Regions from separate parts of the Homo sapiens genome. Here region 2 is linked to region 1. A link is an interaction called in ENCODE POLR2A ChIA-PET data of the cell type or tissue named here. Cell type or tissue: GM12878. All regions are shown on one strand. Each heading gives the region's core, and the rest is flanking DNA. Links, peaks and the distances in the headings are about the cores only.

Region 1 (8,947 bases), core at 2,109-7,108:
CAGCATTCCATTCAAGCCCAGCTAATAAGCAGCCCTGTGCCAGAGGATATGTGATAGAAAACATATTTGTCTGGATTAATTTTAATCCCAGTTCCACCACTATCTAAATGACCTTAGCAGCTAATAACATGGAACATTTATCAAGCCTCCAGTATGGGCCAGTCACTGAACAAAGTGCTTATTTATGAAACATATTTATTCTCACAACCTACAAAGTGGAGATTATTATAATCCCCATTCTACAAAAAAATAAAAAATAAAAAGGAGGCCTAGGAAAATTATATAACTTCTCCACCATTATGAAGCTGTAAGTGGCAAGGTCAAAAAATTTTAACTTTAAATTAAAATATAACATGTATAGAGAAAAATGTGCATACTTTCAATGTACAGTTTGGTGAGTTGTCACAAAGTGAATACACTCGTGTAACCACTCATGTAACCCCAGAAGCTGTGCTCACGGCCCTTTCCACAACTACCCATCACTCCTTCCCAAAGGTAACCATTATCCTGGCTTCTAACACCACATCTTGGTTTCGCCAATTTTTAAGCTTTCATGCAAATGAGAATCATACAAAATGTGGCCTTTTGTGTCTGGCTTCTTCTACTTATGGAATGGATTCTTATGTGTGGTGTAAGGTAGTGACCAGGTTTCATTGTATTTTACCCATCACCGTTTGTTGAAAAGCCATCCTGTCTCCCGCTGCTCTGCTGTGGTGCTTTTGACACCAATCAAGTGTTCCTGTATGTGTGGGTCTTGTGGACTTTCTGTTTTGTTCTGATCATCTATTTGCCTCTCCTGTGTCAATACCACCTTGAAGTCTTTCCGAAGGCTTGGCATCCAGTTGAGAAATCCTTTCAATTTTGTTCTTTTTCAAAAATTGCTTGGTTATTTGAGACCTTTTGCATTATCATATAACTTTTAGAATCAACTTTGCATTTTTGCAAAATACCTACTGGATTTTTATTGAGATTGCATTGCATTGGAATAGATCAATTTGAGAACTGACATCTTGAGATAATTGAACTTTTAGTCCACAAACATCTCTCCATTTATTTAGGTCTTCTTTTATATTTTTATTATTTATTTACTTAGAGACAGAGTCTTACTCTGTTGCCCAGGCTGGAGTGCAGTGGCAATATCTCAGTTCACTGCAACCTCTACCTCTTGGGTTCAAGAGATTCTCGTGCCTCAGCCTCCTGAGTAGCTAGGATTACAGGGGTTCACCACCACGCCCAGCTAATTTTTGTATTTTCAGTAGAGAGAGGGTTTCCCCATGTTGGCCAGTCTGGTCTCGAATTCCCGACCTCAGGTGATCTGCCCGCTTTGGCCTCCCAAAGTGCTGGGATTACAGGCGTGAGCCACCCTGCAGGCTTTCTTTTATATTTTTAATAATGTTTTGTCGTTTTCAGCATAGAATTCTTGAAGATGTTTGTTAGATTTATTTCTAACAAAATTATTTGTTAGGTAAGATGTTTAAGTTTTATCTTTTAAAATGTAATTCATAATTGTAGTTTTATACAACTGATTTTTGTTAATTGGCTGTTTCCAACAACTTTGCTAAATTCACTTTTTTTTTTTTTAGATGGAGTCTCGCTCTGTCACCCAGGCTGGAGTGCAGTGGCGCAATCTCGGCTCACTGCAACCTCTGCCTCCTGGGTTCAAGCAATTCTCATGTCTCAGCCTCCTGAGTAGCTGGGATTACAGATGCCCACCACCAAATCTGGCTTATTTTTGTATTTTTAGTACAGATGGGGTTTCACCATGTTGCCCAGGCTGGTCTCAAACTCCTGACCTCAGGTGATCCACCCGCTTTGGCCTCCCGAAGTGCTGGGATTACAGGTGTGAGCCACTGCTCCCAGCCTAAATTCACTTATTAAATCTAATAGTTTATCTGTCTCTGTCTTATTCTGTTCTTAGAAGAAACATTTACAAAAATTCACCTTTATACACGTGCTGTGGATTTTAAAAATAAATACATTTTTATTGGATTAAGGAAGTTCCCTTCTATTACCAGTGCTAAGAATTGTTTTATTAATGCATGTTGCATTTTATCACATGCTGTTCCCACATTTATTGAGAAAACTGTGTTTTTCTTCTTTATTCCATTAATGTGGTAAAGAATTATTCAATGATGCTGGGCGCTGTGACTCCCACCTGTAATCCCGGCACTTTGAGAGGCCAAGGCAGGTGGATCACGTGGTCTGAAGTTCAAGACCAGCCTGGCCAAGATGGTGAAACCCTGTCTCTACTCAAAACACAAAAATTAGCCGGGCGGGGTGGCAGGCGCCTGTAATCCCAGCTACTTGAGAGGCTGAGGCAGGAGAATTGCTTAAACCCGGGCGACAGAGGTTGCAGTGAGCCAAGGCCTCACCACTGCACTGCAGCCTAGGCAACAGAGTGAGACTCTGCCTCAAAAAACAAAAGAAAAAGAAAATAGAACTATTCAATGATGAATCAACTTTGCTTTCCTGGAATAAATCCAATTTGGTTGTGATGTATTCTGTTTTTTACATAATACTTTATTTTGGTTTGCTAATATTTTACTTAGGATCTTTGCATTTATCTCTTTGAATTAAATGGGTCTCTAATTTTCCTTTCTTGTAATGTTTTTATCAAATTTGGGAATCAGGTTCTTCTGGTGTCATAGAAATCTTGAGGAATCTTTTCTCTGTTTTCTAAGAGTTATGTAAAATTGATGATATTTCTTTCATAAATGTTTAGTAGCATTCACTTAAGAAGCCATCTGGATCTGGATTATTCTTTATGGGAAGGTTTTTATTTTTTTATTTTATTTTATTTTTTTGAGATGGAGTCTCGCTCTGTCACCCAGGCTGGAGTGCAGTGGCACGATCTTGGCTCACTGCAACCTTTGCCTCCTGGGTTCAAGTGATTCTTCTGCCTCAGCCTCCTGAGTAGCTGGGACTACAGGTGCGCACCACCACACCGAGCTAATTTTTGTATTTTTAGTTGAGATGGGGCTTCTCCACATTGGCCAGGCTGGTTTCGAACTCCTGACCTCGTGATCCACCTGCCTCAGCCTCCCAAAGTGCTGGGATTATAGGCGTGAGCCACTGCGCCTGGCCATGGGAAGGTTTTTAAATGCTGTATTTAATTATTAAGATTTTCTATTTATTCTTGTGTCCATTCTGGTAACTTTTACTTTTCTAGGAATTTATACATTTCATCAAAACTTCCAAATTTACTGGCATAAAGTTGCTAATAATGTCCTCTTATTTTTTTTAATTTTAATTTTTTTTCTTTTTTTGAGATGGAGTCTTGCTCTGTCGCCCAGGCTGGAATGCAGTGGCATGATCTCGGCTCACTGCAAGCTCCACCTCCCGGGTTCAGGCCATTCTCCTGCCTCAGTCTCCCAAGTAGCTGAGACTATAGGCGCCCACCACCACGCCCACCTAATTTTTTGTATTTTTAGTAGAGACGGGGTTTCACTGTGTTAGCCAGGATGGTCTCGATCTCCTGACCTCGTGATCCGCCCGCCTCAGCCTCCCAAAGTGCTGGGATTACAGGCGTGAGCCACCACACCCGGCCAATGTCCTCTTATTTTTTAAAAAAATGCCTTTAAAATATTTCTAGCAATCATCGTTTTCATTCCAGATACAGTTATTTGTGCTACCTCTGTTCTTTTTTATCAGCCTATCAGGAATTTATCAATTAGTGTTTCCAAATAACCAATTTTGGTTTTGTTCATCCTCTATTGTAAATTTGTTTTGTATTTAATGAAGATTTACTCATCTCTTTACTATTTATTTTCTTCTACTTTCTTTGGATTTAATTTGTAGTTCTTTTTCTAACTTCTTTTTTTTGAGATGGGGTCTCGCTCTTGTCACCCAGCTGGAGTGCAGTGGTGCGATCTTGGCTCATTGCAACCTCCACCTCCAGGGTTCAAGTGATTCTTCTGCCTCAGCCTCCCAAGTAGCTGGGATTACAGGTGCCTGCCACAACATTCGGCAATTTTTTATTTATTTATTTATTTATTTTGAGACGGAGTTTCGTTCTTGCTGCCCAGGCTGGAGTGCAGTGGCACAATCTCAGCTCACTGCAACCTCCGCCTCCCAGATTCAAGCAATTCTCATGCCTCAGCCTCCCAAGTAGCTGAGATTACAGGTGCTTGCCACCACATCCAGACTCTAACTTCTTAGATTATTTATTTTTAGCCTTTTTTCAATATATCTCCATGTAAGCATAAGTTCGGTTATACCTCACAAATTTATATTTTGAATATTTACATTTTAATTCAGTTCAAAATACATTCTAATTTCCACTGTCATTTTATCTTTAACCTGTGGTTTGTCTAGAAGTGTATTTTTAAATTTCCAGAAACACATTGGAATTTTCCAGTCATCTTTTTGTTATTTCCTAGCTTAATAATAAAAGAATATAGTCTGTGTGATTTAAATTCTTTGACATTTTAAAATACTTGTTTTATGACTCAGTGTATGATTACATTCTATAGGAAGGTCTGTATGCACTTGAACTCAATGAGTATCTGCAGCTCTTAGGGTACAACATTCTAGGTCATCTAGATCAAGTTTGTTAAACACGTTTTTCAAATCACCTATATCTGTTCTGATGTTCACCTATGTATTCTGTCACTTACTAAAAGATTTGTTAAATTGTCCTACTCTAATTATGAATTTGTTGATTTCTCTTTATAGTCTGTCCATGTTTGCTTCATATAATTTGAAGCTATGTTATTAAGGAGCACACATTTTTAAATTATTACATCTTCCTGCTGAATTGAATATTTGGTCATTATGATGCCCCTCTTTAACTCTAACAATTCTGGACTTACCGTCTACTTTGTCTGATATTAGTACGATAGCTTGAGGTTGAACAATTTCTTTCAGTTCCTATTTGGCTGTTAGTACCGTCTACTTTGTCTGATATTAGTACGATAGCTTGAGGTTGAACAATTTCTTTCGGTTCCTATTTGGCTGAGGGTTTTTGTCATAAATGGAAGCTGAATTTTGTCACATACTTTTCCTGCATTTATTGAGATGATCATAGAGTTTTTTTCCTTTTGTCTGTGGATATGAATTATGTCAACTGTCTTTTCCAGGCATGTTGTTTATTCATTCATTCATCTGGCCATTATCTGTGAGCAGTCATTGCCACCGGGCACTGTGTTGGATGTTGGAGGTGCAGTTCTGACTGTGGGGAAGGTCCCTGCCTTTGTAGAGCTGAGTCTCAGTCTACCTCTTGGGTTCTAAGGTGAGATTGCCAGGGGTCACTGGCTCTGAGATTGCCAGGGGTCATATTACTTCTGGTTTGAGGAGTGTGCTGCCCCCATGGACCTGAATCTTGCAGTTCTCTTGAACTTCCCTGGGAGAATGTGTTAAGCCCCAGGTACTCCCAGAAATGAGGCAAATCAGGAGGTCTTGGCTGGGGAAACTGAGAGCTAGCCTTGCAGCTACTACTGATAAGTTAAATTTTAACTCTGGGCTGTGATGTAATCCCTGAGGGACACAGCATCTTGTCCCTGGCTTGTCATGGCTAGAGAGTGGAGCTTATAGCCCTGGTATTCACGACTTTCTTCCCCACCCAAGAGGGAGGGGAACTAGAGCTCTTCAAAGATGTTAAAAATTAAAAACAATAACCCCACCATACTTTCTCATTAAAAAAAGAGTCACATCAAATTAGAGAAATAATACTATTAGCCAGGTGTGGTGGCACCAGCCTGCAGTCCCAGCTACTTGGGGGACTGAGGCAGGAGGACAGCTTGAGTGCAGGAGTTCAAGGCTGCAGTGAGTTGTGATCACACTGCACTTTTCAGCCTAGGCGACAGAGTGAGAGCTTGTCTCAAAAAAGAAAAAGAGAGAGAGAGAGAGAGACAGAAAGAAAGAAAGAGAGAAAGAAAGAAAGAAAGAAAGAGAGAAAGAAAGAAAGAAGGAAAGAAAGAAAGAAAGAGAGAAAGAAAGAGAGAAAGAGGAAAGAAAGAGAGCGAAAGAGAAAGAAAGAGGAAGAAAAGGAAGAGAAAGAAAGAGAGAGAGAGAGGCAGGGAGGGAGGAAGGAAAAAAGAGAACAATATCAAAAAGATGTGTTGCACCAGTCCTGGAGCTGTTGACCATAACACCCACTCTGAGGCCTCTTTTCTTAGCCTTGAAACCCCCACCGTCTCTCACCCACGTTGCTGCAACACCTTTGTAGCTGGCTTCCTGCCCCTGGTCTTCCTTCCCGCTAATTCATCCTCTCCAAACTGAGCCAGGGGCTCATCCTGAACTAAAATCTAGCCATAAAACTCCTCCACTTCAAATTTCCCACTGGCATCTCAGAACCTTCAGGATGAGCCTCAAACTCCAAGCACGATGAGTACCAGGCCTCCACGGCCCAGCTCCTGCCCCTGCCCCCACCCAGCCTCCTCTCCCCCATATCCGCCTGACCGTCTGCACCCTGCCACATGAGCCAGTGTGCCAGGACCTCATGCCCCTGCGTCTGCCCACACTGTCGTGTGCCCACCACCTGCATCTTGGTGGGCTTGACTTCCCAGCAGTGACTCTGTGCAACTGCCAGTTGAGTAGTCATTGAAACGAAGCCCAACCCTTCTTCCCACCTCACGCCCACCACAGTCACCTGACTACTGGATTCAGGCTCGGGTTGACCACATACTTACTGAGCGCTAAGACCCTGGCTAGAACCCTCCACACACATCATGTGGATCGGTGACGTTCGGAGCTGCGCGGTGCCAGAGCAGGGTCTCAGAACTAGAGCAGCTCAAGCAACCCAGGCTCCGCTGGCTTCCTCCTGACGGGATGCTTGGCTCCTGCTGTGGAGCTGCAGAAGTGCGCGGCTACCCAGCAGGCGGGGCTCCTGACCTGCCAGCACTCTTGGCAGTTCTCTGTGACCCTGAAGTCCTCCTTTGTGAGAGTTGGAGGTCTGCCCCTCCAACTCAGGGCATGTAGTCCAAACCCTGAACCATCTCCTTAAATCTCTCATTCCTGCTCTGGTGTGCACAGAACTAACACTTGCTGAAAGCAGGCCTCCTCATGGGAGAATTCACACTCATGCTCCAAACCTTCAGCTATACATTGAAAACCAATGGTGCAGAGTCCCACAGCAGCAGGAGAAAAGGATGCACTGGAGGCTTGGTGGTACATACAAATTTGTACAGCAAGTCGGTATGAATAATGATATAGTGGAATATGATGATTCTTGAGCCTTCTAAAGAAAATAATACTAGCCAGGCACAGTGGCTAACGCCTGTAATCCCAGCACATTGGGAGGCTGAGGTGGGCAGATTACCTGAGGTCAGGAGTTCGAGACCAGCCTGGCCAACATGGTGAAACCCCGTTTCTACTAAAAATACAAAAATTAGCTGGGCATGGTGGCGCATGCCTGTAATCCCAGCTACTCGAGAGGCTGAGGCAAGAGAATTGCTTGAGCCCGGGAGGCGGAGGTTGCAATGAGCTGAGATTGTGCCACTGCACTCCAGCCTGGCCAACAGAGTGAGACCCTGTCTCAAAAAATAATAGTAATAATAATATATGTTCTTCTCTTGCTTCTCAAACGAAGGTACCTATGTGCCCTGCGGATTTGGGGAGCCAGGCCAGAGAGTGGATGTGTATCTTCCTGAGGGGTTAACTTCACTCAAAGATTTGAGGTGAAACCAGTACCTTAACTGGTCAGTCGGTGACTGAAAACAGTCCTTCTATAGAATAGCAAACATGGGTACGTTCAAGAGTAGGATGCAGACTCTGCACAGATCCTAAAGCTACGTTGGGAAACGTCAGAGAAACGCAGCTGCTTTGGGAACTTGGATATCCTTCTCTGCAGTTAGGGGAGTGGGGCAGGAAGGACGCTGGCGCTGGCCGGTGCCGTGTGCACAGCTCTCCCCGAGCCTCTGGTGGATGGAGACAGGTGGGCCCGTAGGTGGAACTGCCCATTCCCCGAGAATGAACACTTCTGCCTGTTATTCTTGTCATTCATGCCTTTTTAAACTCTGCAGGCTGAAACCATGCAAGTAGACAGAATCCAGCCCACGCCTGTAGCCCTAATGCTGCCCTGACGTGGTCTGGATTTGGGTTTGGGAAGCGCCAGTGCCCCTGCCCCCGGGTCCTCCACATACACACACACCACCACCCCTGCCACCACCCCTGCCACCACCCCTGCCACCACCCTGCCCCTGTCGGGCTGACAGCTGAGAGATCGGGAAGTGCTCCCTGCGGCCGCCCAGGCCTGCTTGATATTCCGGAGAGGGCGGCAGCAGCGTTCAGAATCCTTAGATGAACCTGCCTGGCGGCGCCGGAGGCCGGAGGGCGCTTGGCAGAACCGCCAGGAAGCGAAATAACAAACAGTCTCCAAAAAGCCCACAGCTCATTGAGCCCGGGAAGCGCATGGCCTCTGCTGCCCCCACCCTGTGGAGAAGCTCAAGGGGCAAGAAAGAGGAGGAAGCTGATGGGGGGCGGGGCACGCATCTCCTAAGCAGGCCCGCCCCGTCCAGAGGGGCCTGAGGGGCCCAGCCAGCCCCACAGGAGGCCCGACCAGGGCCTCAGAACCACCCCGGGGCCTGCTTGCTGGTTGGGCAGGGCCCACCCTCACGGTGCCAGTAGCTCTGCGCGATGATAAAGGGGTGCTCAGGCCTCAGGGTCAGATCCCTAGAGAGTGACCTCTGAAGTGAGGGAGGGGAGGAGAAGGAACTCAGAAGGAAGTGGCAGAGAGGCCAGACACACTGCTGGTCTCCCCCATTTCCTGGGAGACTCGCCTTGTGGGAACAGAGCAAATCAGGTTAACATCGCCAAGGGAGGGGATCAGAGAGGTGTCTGGGCCAGGGCCTCTCCACACTGAGGAATCAGCTGCGGCCCGCAGAGAGGCAGGGTTTTCCCTTGGTGGCACAGGCAGACACATACCCGGCCCCACAGTGGTCTCCTCCATCTGGGGTCCCATCAGAGCCATCGCTCCCTCCTGGAGTTCCGCTCAGTGGCCTGCCCCAGG
Region 2 (5,000 bases), core at 1-5,000, 110 kb before region 1:
CCAGGTTTGGTTTCCTCTCAGATAGGCTGCTGTCCGGATTAAGCGAGATAACCCATGGCAGGGTCTCAATACAGTACCTGGCACATGAAAACGCTAATGTATGACCCACCATTATTAGCAGTCAACTCGTGATTTACCACAGACATATTTACAGCATAGGAAAGTTTTGTTTTAGAGCAAAGATAGTCTGAGTAAGACGAGTAGGTAAGACCTGGAGAAAGCTGTACTACACTTCACAAAAAAATATTTCTCATTCACTTGGAAAGCATTATTCTTAAGGTATGTTAGAAACTAAACTTAACAATGATAAACACAACAGCCAGAACCAAAAATGCTAATTCATAAAAATCAATTCTAGTTCTTCGCGAACCTTGTCCAATATATACTTTGGTCAGAGTAACTTCTTCTTAGCCTTCCGTCTGTAATCACTTTTGGAAACCACTCCTCACTTGCAAACAGTCAGCTCTAGACAACTGTTTAGATTGCTAAGCTTTCTTTGCTTCTATGACACTGCGTACTGTTGCACCCACCTTGGAGAATTCCCTCCATCCATCTACTTCCAGTGGATATCACTAACTTAGCTCAGATGTAAGATCTCCCCAAAAGTGACCATGCAATCAACCCACCTCTGAGTTTATTCATTCATTCAACAAAGATTTAGTGAGACACCTACTATATGCCAGGTACTGTACCAGGTGCTAGAGATGCAGAGGAGAATAAAACAGGTACCTCTTTTCTGTGTTCTCATAAGGACCTGTTCCTTCCTCATCAGAACACAAACCACTCTGATTCCCAATTTCCTAATTACTTTTCCATAACCCCTCAGAGACTCTAAGCAACCTGGGGGCAGGGACCATAGCGGATCTGATTTTCACTGTATCACACTGTTTTGAATAATAAGTCATGGAAAAAAATTGAAATAGAACAAGGTGTGTGCACAGAATAGCCACAATACAACTATCCGCAGTCAGAGAGACTCATGCATAGCAAATTCTGAAGTGTGTAAAGCCACAGACTTTACAGGTCACTGAGACTCCCATCTGTGCAGAATACAGCCTGCCACTGAGGTCCTGGCTGCATCTAGAGCTTGATCCAAATTATATGATACAGATATGAAATCATATGATACAGATGTAAAATACATATTTTCACAAATACATATTGTATTTTCATTACAAATATATCTAAAGTAAGGAAGAATAAAACTGCACACAGATTAGCTAAAATGGAAATTTCTTAGGTGAAATGCACCAATTCCATACTCGAACTACTATAACTCACCCAATATGAAACAGATAATTTAAACAGCCCTGTAACTGTTAACGAAACACTTTGGAATTTAAAATCTAGAAAAAAACATCTCTAGGCCCAGATGGTTTTACTGGAGAATTCTATCAAATGTTTAAAAAAGAATTAATACCAGTTTTACACAGTCCCTTCCAGAAAACAGAAGAGGAAGGAATATTTCTCAATTCAATAAAGGGAGTGTTCCAGACTTAAGGAGACTAAAGAGACATGCGAACTAAATGCAACCTATGATTCCAAACTGGACCCTGTTGCTAAAAAGGACTTGATGTGATAACTGGTAAAACTTTAAGTCTGAAGATTGGATGATAGAAATTTACTACTTTCCTAATTTTGATGGTCATTTTGAGATTACACAGAAGAATGTCCTTTTTTGTAGGAAATATCACAAAAGTATCCAGAAGTGATGGAGCAGTGAGTCAGCAACTTACTCTCAAATGGTTCAGGAAAACATTCTCTAAATTGTACTTGGAACTTTTCTGTGAATTTAATATTGTTTTAAAATAAAGAAAAATTATTTCTGAAAAAGATAATATAGGAAGATATCTTTACAATCAATCTCAGCATACAGAAGACTTTCCTAAACTAGGTACAAAAATATCACAAATCATGAATAAAATGTTACAATTTCAATCACATGGAAATTAAGAACTATGAATAGAATATTATTTAGCTTTTACAAGGAAAGAAATTCTGACTTTTATGAGGTCCCATAACATACCTCACATGTGAAAACATAAATGAACCTTGAAAACATATGCTAAGTGAAATTAAACCAGTCACAAAAAGACAAACACTATAGGTTTCCACTTACACGAAGTATCTAGAACAGTCAACTTCACAGAAACAAAAGGCCAGGGGTTGGGGTGAGGGGAAAATAGGGAGTTGCTTAATGAATATGCAGCTTCAGTTCTGCAAAATGAAAAAGTTCTGGGGATCTACTGCTCAACACTGTGAATATACTTATCACTACTGAGCTGTGTGCACTTAAAGATGGTTACGATGGCAAATTTCATGTTTATTACCACATACATACATACGTTTGTGGTTAACACTACGAAGAAAGCAAGGAAATGATTAACACAATATTCCAGAAGTCATTCCTCTCTGGGATGGGGTCTAGAAAGGGCATGCAGGGAGCTTAAAAGGGTGTTCCTTAAGTGGGAGCGCAAGTGGCTTTCATCATCCTCTAAAAGCATACATTCTCTTGCAAATCTAATTTCCCAAATCAACTCCCCAGAAAAGGGAGGATGTACTAGTACAGAAAGCTCTAAAAATAAATAAAGAACTAGGGGGGAGGGAAGGGAAGAGAAAAAACCATAAATTCTTCCAATATTATTAACTTAAAATTCTCTTTTCTGAATAATAATCAATTTCCACAACAACTTAAAGTTATAAGTGGTATTGGCCAAATTTTATTTAATTTTACATAACTACCTTTTAAATAGGGAGCCAAATAATATCAATCCTTCAGCCTCCCTATCTTCATTACCAAAACAGGAGGAGTCAGACAGGAAAGCCAGTCGCCCCCAATGGTCTGAACAAGGGGAAGCAGAAAGAGGGGCTGAGGGCCAGTGTTCTCCTGGAGAAAGAGAAAGAAAAGCTGGCGGCTACACAGAATGCAGCTTGTTCAGAGGCCTCCCACTCCTGACTAGTTTCCCTCTAAGAAAAAAATGTAAGGCTCAAAATATATGCATATAGTTCCTCAGGGGAAAAAAAAAACTAAAATGTCTAGTTCCTTTTCTCAACGGCTTTAAGATATGCAAATCAAATTCTTCATCTTCCACTGCTCAACTGGCTATATTAGCTGAGAGTTAGGTCAGACACAGACAGGTCACACTGATGCTGATTGAAAAATGATCTACCTTTTACCGTTTTTTCACAATGCTTTCAGGGGAAAAGAAAGTTTGATTTAAATTTTTTTCATCATTCGAATCAAATTACCACAGGTTCTTTATTCTATCAAACTAACTTCTTATTCTGAAAATACATGGAATTCTTTAAAGATAAAATGTGTGACCCCCAAATAGAATATTGAGACCTAATCTATACCGGAACTCCAGACTCACATCTTCAATGGTCTACATGTTTATACCTCAAAGTCTAACAAACATCTGAAACTTAACACAGCCCAAAGGAAAACCTTTCATATCCACCCTTCCCATGCTCCAAAAGCCACTTCTTTTCCAGTCCTCCCCGCCCTGTCCCCTAGCTTCCCATAATTATCTGCCCTAGCTGCTTAGGCCAAAAACTTAGGAAGCGTCATCCTTCAGTCTTCTCTTTTTCTCATAACCACATTCAATCCACCAGTAAGTCATATCAGTTCTACCTTCAAGTATATGCCAAATGAGGCCACTCTGCACCACACCCGCCATGACCACCATCACCGAGCCTAGACTACTGTGACCACAAGCCAACTCCCCTCCCTGATTCAACTCTTGCCCTCCACACAGTAATGAGAGCTTCTTCAGAGGTAAACCAGAGTAGCTAATTCCTCTATTCAAAGCATCCACAGCTTACCCCTATGCATAGGCTGCTCAGAATGGCTTCTTCCAAAGAATGCAATATGGAAAGTGGGAGTAAAAAGAGAAACTTTACAGTGGAGAAATCTGACAGACACTGCCTCAGCCAGGTGATCAAATTAACATCAAGAGTGATCAGTCACACTCAAAGTACATACCCTTGGAATGATGTGATGAAAACAACACTTCATCTTTGTGGTCTTCCTCTCAAACACCCATAAGCACAGACTCATGAGAAAAACATTCAATAAATCCCACTGGAGAGATTCTACAAAATCCATGACCAGTTATCCTCAAAGCAGACAAGGTCACCAAAAAAAAAAAAAAAAAAAAGTAAAGTCTAAGAAACTGCCTCAGTCTGGAGGAAGCTAAGGAGACACAATGACTAAATGTAATATGGGCCAGGCATGGTGGCTCATATCTATAATCCCAGCACTTTGGGAGGCTGAGGCAGGCTGATCACTTGCGAGACCAGCCTGGGCAACATAGTGAAATCCCCTCTCTCCAAAAAATACAAAATTAGCCGTGCCTGGTGGCGCATGCCTGTAGTCCCAGCTACTCAGGAGACTGAGGTGGGAGGATCACTTAAGCCCAAGAGGTCAAGTCTGCAGTGAGCCGTGATCACATGACTGCACTCTAGGCTGGGGGAGACAGGGCGAGATTCTGTCTTTAAAAAAAAAAAAGTAATACGGTAGCCTGCATAAGATCCAGGAACACAAAAGGACTCTATAGACTGAATGTCTGTTTCCCCCCAAAATTCATATGTTGAAGCCCTTACCCCAATGTGATGGCATTTGGAGATGGGGCCTTTGGAAGGTAATTTGGATTCCATGAGGTTGTGAAGGTAGGTAGGGCCCTGGCCTGACTGGATTAGTGCCCTTATAAAAAGAGACACAGAGGGCTTGCTCTCTCTTTCGCCAAGAACGCATCTAGAAAAGACCACGCGAGCACACCCCCAAGTGGTGGCTGTCTGCAAGGCAGGAAGAGAGCCCTCACCAGAACCCAACCATGCTGGCACCTGGATCTCAGACTTACAGCCTCTGGATCTGCGAGAAAATAAATTTCTGTTGTTTAATCCACACAGTCTATGGTTTTTGTTATGACAGCTAACTAATACAGACCTTAACCTTAAGTAAAAACTAAAGAAATCTATCAAATAAAGTATAGAGTTTA

The links. Peaks named below come from ENCODE experiments on the same cell type or tissue, not always from the same donor. Only the 100,000 strongest peaks of a DNase experiment are listed, where the experiment ranks them.
Region 2: POLR2A ChIA-PET joins it to region 1 with 6 read pairs; 1 of 35 experiments calls an interaction of 5 or more read pairs at or near these places.

Annotation. Positions count from the first base shown.
Region 1 is chr2:9,087,591-9,096,537 of GRCh38, forward strand. No RefSeq gene overlaps it. Among named protein-coding and RNA genes, the nearest start is that of MBOAT2, 88 kb to the left of the region's middle. In GM12878, for the core only: no CTCF peak of the experiment used is centred there; a DNase peak (open chromatin) is centred at 5,131; H3K4me3 peaks cover 577 bases; H3K27ac peaks cover 924 bases.
Region 2 is chr2:8,982,068-8,987,067 of GRCh38, forward strand. All of the region lies in intron 1 of MBOAT2 (membrane bound glycerophospholipid O-acyltransferase 2), which reads right to left. Among named protein-coding and RNA genes, the nearest start is that of MBOAT2, 19 kb to the right of the region's middle. In GM12878, for the core only: a CTCF peak has its summit at 4,788; DNase peaks (open chromatin) are centred at 2,194, 3,012 and 3,690; H3K4me3 peaks cover 1,669 bases; H3K27ac peaks cover 1,407 bases.